Linked DNA regions of Mus musculus: region 2 is linked to region 1. Evidence: chromatin loops called from intact Hi-C (ENCODE). Cell type or tissue: left cerebral cortex. All regions are shown on one strand. Links, peaks and the distances in the headings refer to the core of each region. The heading gives the core; the rest is flanking DNA.

Region 1 (8,029 bases), core at 1,231-6,230:
GCTGAGCTTGAGTGTAGACTGTAGCCTGAGAAAAATCATGGTCAACTTCCTCCTTGGATAGTTAGAGTGGCACAGGGACCTTCCACTGCTAGGTCCACTACAGGGGCCTGGAGGGTGCTGTGGTCACCTCCCAAATGCTGTTTTTACAGACGTCTGCCACCCCACCTAGTTCAAACCGCTGGGGATTGAACCCAAAGCCTCATGCATGTTGAACAAACACTTGATCAACTGGGCTGCACCCCTAGTCCTTCGAGTTTGAGACACCAAATAAGGTATTTGGCCTTTCTGAGCATCAGTCTTCTCATCTGTAAAATGGGAACTGTTCTGCCCATCCAATAGCTTTACCGGGAGGCAGTGAGATGTCGGAGTGCTCCTGGCAGTGTGTGGCTCTTAGCACATGGCAGCTGTCACCACCAACAGCAGTTAATCCAAAGTCCCTTCCCCCATCGAGGCAACTGCCTTCAGTCGACGGCGGATAATAAGTTGGTGCATGGAGAAGATGCTGGGGACTTATGCTTCAGGGCGGCAGGAACGGCACAGCCGGCTGGTGGATGGCACACGCTGAAGTGTGCCATATGTTTAAAATTATGAGCCCAGATGTTAGGTCTTGGCACCTAAGGCTCACACCATTAGACTTGATCCTTTATGTGTCTCTAACGGTCTTTGAGGTGCCAGGAAGCTTGTATTAAAATGCAAATTAGCTTCCCAAGAAGGGAAACATAGTAAGTTAGCCTTTTTGCCAATTTTTAATGGGGGCTGGTTTGGGATGAGGAAGGTAAGGGGGAATTGAAAGGGTTAATCTTTCTATGGAACAGGTGCTACGTGAAATGGGTACAGACTGACAGGACGTGTGTGTGACAAGGTGACTGGACTTCTGGAAGAGTCAAGGGACAGGAAGACTGGTTTTTCTTACAGCATTAGCCGCCTGCCCCAGGCAATAAGCACAGGCATATAGATGGTACCCAGTCCCTGCTGTGGGAGGCCACAGGATTATGGAAGCTGGTCCAGACAATAAAGCTTAGTCCAATCTACACAAACACACACACACACACACACACACACACACACACATACACACAGACCTGCAAGCATGAGAGAGGGGGGGAGGAAGGGAAGAAGGGAGGGAGGGAGGTAGAGAGAGAGAGAGAGAAAGAGAGAGAGAGAGAGAGAGAGAGAGAGAGAGAGAGAGAGGGAGAGAGAGAGAGAGAGAGAGAGAGAGAGAGAGAGAGAGAGAGAGAGAGAGTCTGCTTCATCTGTTTGATATTCCCTTTGGTCTGCCCTTTGCCTGTGTGGACTGAACCCCCTGATTCTCAGTGTCTGAGAAGATTTATTTAGGTTTATGAGTATTTTGCCTGTATGTAAGTCCATGTACCACATGTATGCCTGGTGTCCACAGAGGCCAGAAGAAGGCATTGGACCCTCTTGGAATGGAGTTAGAGTCACTTGTGAGCCTCCTCACTGTCTTAGTTCATTGGGGCTGTTGTAACAATATAGCGCTAGCAGGGTGACTTATGAGCAACAGAATCCTCTTTCTCACAGCTCCAGAGGTGGGGAAGTTCAAGATGAAGGCTTCGGTGGAGATGCAGTGAGGACCCTGTTCCTCATAGCACTTGCTTCACCATGTGCATGCTGGGAATTGAACCTGTGTTCTCTGGAAGAGAGGCAAGAGGTCTTAATCTCACTCTCTCTCTCTCTCTCTCTCTCTCTCTCTCTCTCTCTCTCTCTCTCTAGATAGGGTCCTTTCTAGCCCAGGATGGCTCAACCTTGGCTCATGTAGCCAAGAATATTTTCAAAGTCCCAGTCCTCCTACCTCAGCGGCCTGGGTGTTGGAATTACAGGCGTACACGACATGTCTGGCTTCATTTTTCTCTAAGGTTGTTATCTGAAGTTCTTCATTAGACTCTATAACATAGTGTCTCTGGGGTATAGAACTCACCTTCTGTGTACAGAAGCATTTCATACAACAGAAACAGGTATGAGATATTTGCCCTACAGGCTAGGGCTGTTTTGAAGATTGCCAAAAATTAATGAATATATATGCGCCATGAGATGAGAGTCGTGCGACCCCACTATGTGTGCCAGCAATGCCTCTGCTGAATGCCCAGGTAGGACCCAGGGTTATCTGATATCTGCTCCCGCTTTACCCCGTAGCCTTAGTCTACTTCATAGCCTGCAGCGGGTGTTAAAGATCAACAGAGCCATGTCTTATAGAGTCTGTGCTCCTAAGGGGCTCTCCTTTCATTTTACCTGTGAACTCATATATTATGCACAGTAACTCAGAACCTTTATCATCCCCACTTCACAGATTAGAAACTGAGGTTTAAAGGGTCTGGGCTGCAGTCGTACAGTAAGTATTAGACCCTAACGCCTGTGGCTCCTCAGGCTGAGTATTAGGAACTTAATCACTCTATTCTCCATCCTTAAGAGGAAGGCATTTTCAAAGCGCTTTGCCTTGAAAATGTTAAGGAGAGGACCTGAAGCGGGCAAAGGAGCCATGTTGGAGTACCTGGTGGAGTGAGAAGCAGACATAGAGGGAGACTCACATGCATGAAATTGGTAAACAATGGATAAGAGATAGCCTATTAAACTATTAATCAAAGAGAAAAGGCACTACTAAAGAAAAGGCCTGTGACTAAATAGCCATACAAGTGACAAAGATGTCCAGGGAACTAACGGGACAGAGAATCAGGACCATAGTGTTCCAGCCAAACTCGAAGCCATTCAACTTCTCATTGTAAAGTGTGGCCAAGGCTGGGATGTCATTCCATGGGTAGAGTGATTGCCGAGCACATACAATGGCCCAGTTTGATCCCCAGTATCCCATATGTCAGGCATATGGGGGTAATCACAACACTTGGTGTGGGGGTGGGGGAAGGTGAAGCAAAAGTGAGCTACATCAAAGCCAGCCTGGAATACATGGGATTCTGCATCAATTAAAAAAAAAAGTGTATCCGAGTATTTCCTATGAAGCTACTATGAAAACGTAGCAAATAGATTTCTTTTCAGACCTGCTCCCTTCCAAGTTACTCAGTTGTGATAAGCATTTTCCAAGAGACTACTGTGCTGGGAGCCTGTAACTCCTGGAGGTCTCTGCAGATACAGGAAGATAGCTGAAGTATTTTCATAAGAATTTCTGAGTCAGCTATGGAGTTCAGATTGTGGAGTTCAGGTTCATTAGCTGTCTAACCTCAGGCAATATGCTGGTCCATCCCTGTCCAGAGAACCAGGATACATTTATGGTACCGAGACCTAATGAGAAGCCAGGTCCATGGCTCAGCACTCCTGATAAGTGGCTTGCTCCATTAAGTCTGGCTTTCTGGGCTCCTCAAAAGGTGTCATACTTGGGTACACAAGGGAGCCTTGGCAAGGGTGAATTTGGTCCCCCTTCAGCACAGATGTAATCCCATAAGCTTTGAGGACAGTATTCAGGTGGAACAGAACATGAGATGACATCAGCCAGGCTCGGTCCTAACCACTCTTTGGTCCTCTTAGAGCTAAGACAAGAGCTCAGAGTGGAGGGTTGGGAACATGGCTCAGCTGGTAGAGTATGTACAGAGTCCTGGCTTCACTCCCCAGTACCACATAAGCCAGGCATGTTTGCTCCTGGCTGCAATTTCAGCATCTTGGGGTTGAAAGCTGGTGGATGAGAAGGTCAAGGTCATCCTGGGCTGTATAATGAGCCCAAGGTCAGCCTGAGATTCAGGAGAGACCCTGTCCTAAGCATGGAACAGGGTGGAGTGGCTTCCATCCCATTTGTAACTGTTAAACCTGCACCTCTTCCCAGGCTCCTGTAAAAATGATCCATCTTTCCACTAGGTCTTCCTGAGGAAGAGCCATGCAGAATCTTGGCACCTTCACCCTGCCCAGAATTGTGTGGTGTCGTCTAGCAAAGTCAGAAAGGATGTTCAAGACAGGCTTTTGTTCTGCTGGGAAAAGAAAAATCTCTCTTCCTTTCTGCACGTGGCTACAGCGAGTTGCAGTTCACAATGCTGCCAATTTTAACACGTGCCTGGGCACACCCACAGGCACACACACACACACACACACACACACACACACACACACTCACACATACGGGTCGATCCTCAGCCTGGCTGTCTCTAAAACAATCCATGTTCAGCACTCATTGTTAATTATGAGCGGGTGCACCGATCACCAAATGGCACTGATGCTGAGCCCTCGGTGGCTGTCCCTGTCAGTCTGCATCACCATGACGCAGGTTGATGAAATCATCTGGGCAAGGTTAAGGCAAGGCCTCCACTGTACAACATTCTGCGTAAAACAAACAACTGCTTGCTTTTGAGACCTGGCAAGGAAATGAAAAAGAAACCCAAGATGCTCTCGGCTTCTGTCCTGGTTTCTAGGCAACTGGATGCTGGGTGCAGGAAGGGAGAGGGGCTTTCTTCTGGTGCCAGACAGTATTGATAGACAGTGGACTGCTGCTCAGTGCCAAGGACCTGGGGAGGGACAGAGGAAGCCGGAGCAAGCCTCATTGCCCTAATCAACCGTAGCTTGGCCTGCTGGCAGGGAGAGGTTGGAAAATGAGTGGATCAGTAGGGGGCTGGGCAGAGGGGAGATGCTTTTCTATCCTTTATAAAGACAAGAGGCTGTATTACAAGGATTGTTATCCTGGCAGCCAGAGATGAGTATGTCATTCAGAGGAGATGAAGGAACCTGACAAATGCCTTCGGAAGGCTCTTCAGGGATGGCTTGGCTGAGTCCTGGTTGTGGCAAAAGTGCACAGGAACGGTCAGTGGGATGGGGCATTATTTCATTCAATACTATCTAACAGGATCATCCCAGAGTCCACTGTGTGCCAAGCACTTTGTAAGCCCTGAGGATCTAAGAAGGAAGGAGAGGCCAAGCATCCACCATCAGCTCCCCTCTGTTGCTACTTTGGCCAGTGTTGAGAGGTCCAGGAGATCTTATAGTATAATGAGTGACCTAGGACTCCTCAGACAGATTAGGGTTCAAACCTGAACCCTGCCACTTACAGAGAGCGAGTAGTACTTAAACTCTCCAAATGCCCCTTCTTATCCATCCTAGAACTGTCTGGAACCAACACCAAGAGCAGGCGCATCATTTCCAGCAAACTACTAGTTTTCTGTCTTTTGTCCTGGGTTTCTCTGGCGACAGAGAAGAGTCTGTCCCAAAACGGTGAGAAACCTCAAATGGGTTTGATATGCAAGGAGATTCCCCGGTTTTTGTCTTACTGAATTCCTTAGGGCACTGCAGGGCAGTAATGGGTGTGTATTACAATGCCTATACATTACAAAAGCACAGGTCATACACCCTGAGCAGTCAATGTAGACTGCGGGGCCTAACCTAGTATCCTGGGAACTAGCAGTTCTTCTGTGAAGAAAAAACAAAACAAAACAAAACAAAAAAAAACAAAAAACAAATGTAAGTGAAGGAAGGAAGGTTACAGGTCAGAAGCAACGGGATGCACATGCCTAGATCCCCTGTGGATCTAGAGTTGAAGAGACAATTATCTTGTCCCTGCCCAGCGTTTCTGTGGCCTTCTCTCAGCCAGGGAGACTTCTTGAGTGGCTCTTGGGGTACCTTGTGGGTATGGTTAGCCTTCTGCCTTCCAGCTTGCATTTCTTTGGTCCATGACTGTCCTGACTCATCATAGTCAGCTTGGGCATCCCATGTTCAGCAAAAGCCACTGTTCTCCCAGTGCCTATTTCTCCTGCATCCACAAAAATGCATCATAAAACAAACAAGCAGAGAAAAAAAAAACATAAGCAAACACAGAGAGGAATCAGTGTCCTAGTGTCATCCCTGGCTACTGACCAGCTGTGTGGGCAAGTGCCTTTAGTTCTTTGAGTCTTAGCTTCCAGATTCCAGACAGAGAGCTACTTAAATCTCACTGTAGAGACAATGTAAGAGTTAATGGCTACATGAAGATCAAGGGAGACCTGGGAAGAGCTGAGATTTCAATGTTCACAGTGCAACATTGGCCACTATTCTGAGTGCTGCATAGGGTTTGTCTTCCTTGCCTGTTTTTCACATTGTTGTGGAGTGACCTTTTACAGATGAGAACACTAAGACCCAGAGACGTTGTGAAACCCACTGAGACATACAGATAGGCCACCTCTGTTTGTCACACCCATGCCACAGGGCTTCCCAGCTCAGTACACTTTCTTCTTAGCTATTTCTCATGCAGTAACATTTGGGACCAAACTATTTCCAAAGAGTCAATTAATGCAAGATTCAGCCTTGGGCATTCATTCTGGATTGGGGCTGCCTCCGGGTTAACAGTGGTTCCCTACATCCAACACTCAGTGAGACTAGAAGGCCAGGCAAGCTCTCTCTGGGAAAGAGGACCTGTGACTCTGGGATGGCTCGCAGCAGGCCCAGCATTTACTTCACTGGCACTCAGTTGAGATTCACTCAGTGAAATGAAAGTGTTGAAACCCATAGCACACAGAAAAACACCCAGGAAATCACCATAGTCTTATGTGGCATGTTCCTGGTGCCTGTGTGCATAGCCTCGTGGTTAGGATGCAGCTCGGCTCTAACTCAGAATCTCCTGTGTCCCAGGCCACACCCTTCCCATGGTATTTATTTTTATTTTTATTTTTATTTTTTTTTTTGCTTGAGTGAAAGAAATCACCTATCTCCTATAAACTTGCCTGGGATTCAAGGATTCCCCACCTTAGCCCTTCTGTGACAGGAGAGGTTTGAAGTGGCTACAAGGTGACACTTTCTGCATTGGTTGTCAGGAAGAGCCCTGTGTGTTTAGAGGGTCTGTCAGAAGCATATTCTAGAGTAGAGGGGACTCTAGGTCCCTGACAGATCTGTTTTATAGTTTAAAATTCTGCATAAAGCTTTTTGACAAAATCACATTATGTAATTGAATGATTAAATATACGAATCAATTAAATAGAGCCACTGAATCATGCGATCTTTCTGGCTAGGATGTGGTGTACAAACCCTGCTCATGTGATCCTCAGTGCACACTGGGCTGCACATTACTGTGTAGAACTAGGTGCCAGCTCTGGTTTGCTGGTGTTTTCCAGAGCTACCAAAGGACAGGAACATAAACAAGGCCAAAGATGAGGAAAGACAGCCAAGGTTAGCATGCAGCCAAGTGAAAAAATGAAAAAAGACAAAGCCTGGTGGCCGAGGCCAGGGTCTATGAAGGGGCTCAGTCTGGCCCAGCCACTGTTCCTCAGGGAATACCAGAGCCCTGCCCAACCTGGCTCTGAGTCCTAGGAGTCCTTGGCTCCCATGGATAGCAGGTCTAATGCCATGAGCAGGCAGGTGACAGCCAGCCGGAGCTCAATGATGAAATCTGGCTGTAGAAAAACCTCTGCTAATGAAAAGAAACATTCTACACCTGTACACATAGCACTGACACACACACACAAACACACACACACACACACACACACACACACACACACACACACACACACACTCACACACACACACACACTCTCAGGAGTATGCACACACACAGATCTATTTGAGAAAAAGCATGGTTTATTCTTTCTCTAAAGTGAGCTCAAACTAGTACAAACCATAATTTTCCTGTTCCCACTCACCTTTCTTAATCATACTGCCTGATTTCCTCTTAGGGATTGAGACCCCTATTGTCATAGAAACAAACATCTGGGATCATTGGGCAGTATAGGGAGGCAATGAAGGTGAGCTTCCAGAGTCATAGGGTACTTGGTGGCACATGCTGGTCCCGAGTTTCAGCTTGCAGATAGAAGCCACGCCCTTCTTCGTGATGGCCTGAGTGCTCCATCCCTCCATTCAGTGTTTGCTTTCATGGTATTTATTCTTTCTTTAAACATCATTGCTCCTTGCGCTTCCCAAGGAAGGGAGGGATTTGGCAAGAGCAAGAACCTCATCTGTCTTATCCCTCAGCCCAGGACAGTACCTGGTATGTTGCACCCAGTAGACAAATGCCAACCAAATAAATGAAGGTGTGAACAAATGCCGGCATAGACGTCCTTCACATTCACCCACTAATGCATACCGCATACCTGGGGCAAGGGAGAAATGCATGCATGCT
Region 2 (5,000 bases), core at 1-5,000, 480 kb after region 1:
TCTGAGAAGGGGTGGCTATTTTTTTTTAAGTAAGTTATTTAGTCTTTTAACTGATTGAAATAAACAGGCAACATAGACAGACAGGTACACACACACACACACACACACACACACACACACACACAAACTTGCTCTATTCAGATCAGTGGAAGCCAGCAAGAAAGAGTTATATAAATGCCAATTTTCTGGGCTGGCCAGATTTTTGCTCTAGAAGTAATATTAAACACAGTTCCTTGCCCATGAATTGTGAAATACACTATATTCTAATAAAGAATGTGTACTTCATTGTGTGTTTAACAGCATGCGCCTGCATTTGGTTTAATTGACCAAGAATAAGCCCTTGTTCCTCAGCGAAACTATCAAGTTACAGTCAACTCTTAAATATTCACACTCACACTGAGGAACAAAAAATGCAGATAATAGGAAACACAAGACTCCTGTTAAATCATCCACTTGCACCACGCAGATATTTCTTTTCTCTTCTTCTAACTGGCAATTAAATGTGGGGGGCTGAGACCACAGCATGTAGGATACTCTCTGACAAAGGACTTGAACTACCCTGTGGTGGTGGTGGTGAGGGGGGGGGAACCCTTCAGCAGGTCTCCACGTAGACCTCACACTCACGAGGTTTTCGCTGGCTCACTTCAATCCGGAACAGCATCAACCCAGAAGACTGCCCAAGAAATGGTGGGTGTTTTTTAAGGCATGTAAATTACTCCCTCACTCCCACCCCCACCCCACCCCCAGGCCGTCCCTTTGCACTTAGCAGAGGGTGGGAAAGTAATTAAGGGTTTGGGTTTGGGAAAGCCCTTTTATTTTAGCTCCTACTGGGCTGGGGTAAACAGATTCCCTTAATGTCAACAATGACTTAATTAACCAGAGCAGGTGACAACGTCAGGGGGAATCTGAAAGTAAGAGCCGAGACTGGCAGTAATCAAGCTTGACTACACTGGGAACATTCAGGATTTGAATCAACAGAACAGTACTTAGAATCGGGACCACCCCTCCGAAGTCCCCAACTGTTGATACTGTTGTCCTTTGTCACAGGGATGACCAGCTGGATACAATCATTTCTATTCTGAAATACCGAGGAAAATCTTACAGAGATGACTGCCTTCTTAGGTCAACTGACTTGACCCAATCCTGCTGCTGCCACTTGAGAAAGTGTCCAGAGACACACGGACAGGATAGGATTCGGGGTGAGGACATACATTGCATGGCTACATACACTGCACAGAACTACATGACTGAACATAACATCTCCCTAGAGGGTCAAAAGGGCTCCTTAGTAGTGAGGCACAGGCTCTTTCTAGGAACTTCCTGATTACATATTTGTCCGGCCCAATAGACATTATCTAAACTGAGCTTCTAAATTAGCAAACGGATGCCTTCCATGGTAAAGCTTCAGGAGACAGAAGCTGAACTCAGTGTTAGCTGAAGTCCTGGCTGCATCAAATATGGCGGCTGGAGAGATGCACATATGCACACATTAGACACCAGAGCCTAGCATGGAGCCTAGCCTCTAGCTTGATGGCCTGGATGTCAGTGGCAATGTTGGTCTAACAGACAAGGAGAGTGAGCACAGACCCTGCCGAAATCCAGCATCACCACCTCCTCCATCCAAAAGCAACATTCATCTCAGGGTACCGTGTTTGCTGCACTGAGAACTGTGCACCCCCTTGTCCCCAGCTTGCTGGGGATGGGGATGGCCAAGGCCACCATCAATGCCAGGAGCTGTGCTTTCTGCTTTCTGTCCAGGTCACTGGTGAAAACTAAATCTCTTGAGCTGGTCCTCAGAAGGCATCTGGGGATGGTACTACTGTTCAGTGACTATTGATAAAGAGATCCCACCAATCAAGGCTCTGGGGTTTCTCTGCATTTCCCAAGCTTGCTCTGGTGAAACTCCACACCTTGAGACATTTTCCTTTTTTCCTTTTTTCTTTTTCTTTTCTTTTTCTTAGCGTCTCCCAACTCTATATGTGATTCGAACCTCATGCAAACTCTGAGCCTAGCAAAGTGTACCCAGGGGCATTGGCAAAGTGTGACCTACAACTTCGGAGACTTCTCAGCCTCCCTCCCTAACCTTACATGTACCTACAGGTCCCCAGGTGGTGGGATCTGCTTTCAACAATGTGAGCATTGTTGGATATCGGTTCTTACACAAAGAGCCATTTGGGGGACTCCAGCCCACTGTCCTTCCTCTCCCCCACCTGCCTCCTCCTTGCGAGTACAAACATCTTGTAACCTTTCTGAGGTAATTAGATGCAGTCCAGGAAACCCTCCAGGACCATTTTATACTCTGCAACTGAAATCAACTCACAGCAACACTGCCCCGAGAGTCCAAATGAAAAATGACAATTCTTTCCTAACCGGGGCTGTTTCTGAAGCCCACGCTGTAGGAAATCCTAGCTCAGCTTCCTTAGTTAGTGCTGAGCCACACACTCCAGGGACAACCGGCAATTAGGGGGACATCCATTTTAATTATTAACAAAATTAAAGAAGTGCAGACCAGACTTTCAGAAACCCAATCCTTTCCCCCTCACATTAAGCCCTTTGAAAACATGTCACTGTTGCAGATTACACTCTCCCTGACGTCACAGGATAAGTCACAGAGAGGTGGTTCCGGAAAAGGACGTGAGGCTGTATGTTGAACACACCTCATGCACAAAACTCCTACCTCATTTCCTTTCCAAAGATACCTGGTAATTTATAACATTTCCAGGCATCTGTGTGGCCCGACATACACACAAAGCCAGGGAGAGTGTCTGTCTGGGTGGATCTTACTGGGGACCCATTTCTCAAGCCCTCCTCTCAGATGGGTACATAGCCCTCCTTGAGGTCACCCTTGGGGGAGGGGTCCTGTCCCTCCTACAATCCCCCTCTGGATGATCTGGATGAATCAGGACCCTGATTCAGTGTGCATAGCCACAGCAACTCAGCTGACCTGCCAGCACTCAGGACCGTGACGGACTCCAAAGCCAGCCGGCACCAGGTGGGCCCTCAGCAAACACGTTCATTAAGTGGCGATGAGTGCTGCGATCTGCAGTGTCACGCTCGGATTACCACTCAAAAAATAACTCGCCTACCAATATTCCCTCCTGATGACAGATTCCCGTGCGGCACCAAGGAGAGAGGCTTGGCCACAGACCACGTCTCTGAAGGACCTGGGAGAAGGACCAGCGCTTTGCCCAGCTCCGGATTTCAGCCACGTCCTCCTCACAACTAGCTTCTCACATTTGCAACCAAGTGTGCAAAGCCAAACACACTAGTGAAATCTGGCTTTTCCCCAGATGGGGGAAGACTCTTGGCAAATTCACTTTCCAATCTTCCCAACATGAAACCTGCCCACTCTGTGATGCCGGGTGAAAGCACAAAGAGCTTACACCAGCTTAAAAACCGATCCAGCATGGCACGGCTCTCCATGCTCAACTTCAGAACCTTCTTTTCTCTTAAACAATGCGGAAAAAGAAAAAAAAAGTCAGCTTTCAGAGGCTGCCTATTTCCTTTAGCCAAAAGATAGTGTGATTCAAGGCTTTTCCCTCAATCTAGAGAGCAACTGCAGAAGGCCACAGTCACCCTGCCAAGGTACGTCCCCTCCAGAGTGCTGTAAGGCACTGGCTAAACAAGAACTGCCACTGCTTCCCTCACCCAAGCACAAAGAACAGAGCAAACCAAACCACTCCACTCATGCCTGGGAGACAAGACCCTCCCTTCTAAGCTCCGATATGATGCGGAGAGAGACTACTCATATGGCAGCCGGCTGAAACAGGCCTCCCACTTAAAGACCACTTCCCCCAGACACATCCCCAAAACGACTTGGTACCCTTAAAATGGCACGCATGAACTTACCTTCTGGTTCTAAAGTGGTATCCTCAACTAAACTGAAGGAGGGCCGGGCCAGGGACAAGGTTGCCATGGTGACCAAGACCAGGCAGATGAAGCGCCCCCAGCTGACCATGGTCACAGTGCCAATCCCTGGTCCTCTTCCATATCTCCACGTGGACGGTAATCCCATCTGCACACTTCTTCTGAGACCATGGGCTACCTGCAATGCCTTCAGCCCACAGGGGGCTCAGGAGCCAAAGCTCTGAGGCGGCTGTGCTGCTGTTGCTGTTGTTACTGCTGTTCCTGCTCCCACTGCTGCTGCTGCTGCTGCTGTGGCTGCCACTGAAAGAGAGAGATTCAGCCAGATTCAGTTTTTTCCCCCAGTGCCAACTTGCTTAAACCCAGATGGGATAAAACCATTTCTCAGCCTCTCAATACATTCGCAAACACATTCTTTCTCATTATCGGAAAAGCCTTCCATCCTCACCTCAGCGTCCCAGGTGTTTCCAGGCTAGTCCACAAGCTGCAGTAGGCTAATCTTTTTTTTTTTAAGCTTACTTTTAAGAGACGCAAGATAAACCATCACTGTAGGACCCAGCCACCCAGCTCTGCAGCGTGCCCTTCCGTCCACTATCAAAGCTGCAAGGTTGCTGAAGCAACTTGACCTTCATTCCTTTCAAGGGCAACTGCAGAAAAACCTGAGTTTAAAACGCTGGGCTTGGCATGGCCAGCCTCATTAACGTCTCTTATTCCAGCTGGCCTTTAAGACGCTGACTGGAGGAAGGGTCTGCTCTGAGAACCGCATTTCAGCTGAGCTGAGCGGCACGTCCTCGCTTCAGAACGGTTCTCAGAAAGAAAGGAGACCAACAGAATCAAAGAATCTCAGGAAGGCTTCAAAAACATTCCCACCAGTTTACACTTGTCAGAATTCATTTTCGAATGCAGGCGTGTATTTCAATCTTCCGCCAAGCAGCCACTTACAAAGAGTGAGTTTAATCCAACCGGGGGATTCAAAGCCTGAATTCCCTTCCACTGACTACAAGGCAGTGTACAGGCATACTAACTAAATATCTGCAACCGACGTCAAAGGGGTAAAGATACAACCCTTGATGAATAATTCAAGATTTTATTAGTAATGGTGATGATACGTACAAGCTGCCCTGGTATGTGATTGG

The links. Hi-C counts contacts between places; a loop is a spot of excess contacts. Peaks named below come from ENCODE experiments on the same cell type or tissue, not always from the same donor. Only the 100,000 strongest peaks of a DNase experiment are listed, where the experiment ranks them.
Region 2: a loop joins it to region 1, with 2.8 times the contacts of the local background. A loop is called at or near these places in 2 of 42 quality-filtered maps.

What each region holds. Positions count from the first base shown.
Region 1 is chr7:129,774,892-129,782,920 of GRCm38, forward strand. All of the region lies in intron 1 of Gm33323 (a long non-coding RNA gene), which reads left to right. Among named protein-coding and RNA genes, the nearest start is that of Gm33398, 14 kb to the left of the region's middle. In left cerebral cortex, for the core only: no CTCF peak of the experiment used is centred there; a DNase peak (open chromatin) is centred at 4,258.
Region 2 is chr7:130,257,900-130,262,899 of GRCm38, forward strand. It overlaps Fgfr2 (fibroblast growth factor receptor 2), which reads right to left. Exons shown (of 18, transcript NM_010207.2): 2 at 3,850-4,167. The coding sequence starts at 4,015. Among named protein-coding and RNA genes, the nearest start is that of Fgfr2, 6.4 kb to the right of the region's middle. In left cerebral cortex, for the core only: a CTCF peak has its summit at 2,328; DNase peaks (open chromatin) are centred at 2,362, 2,555, 3,184, 4,130 and 1 more place; H3K4me3 peaks cover 2,828 bases; H3K27ac peaks cover 3,226 bases.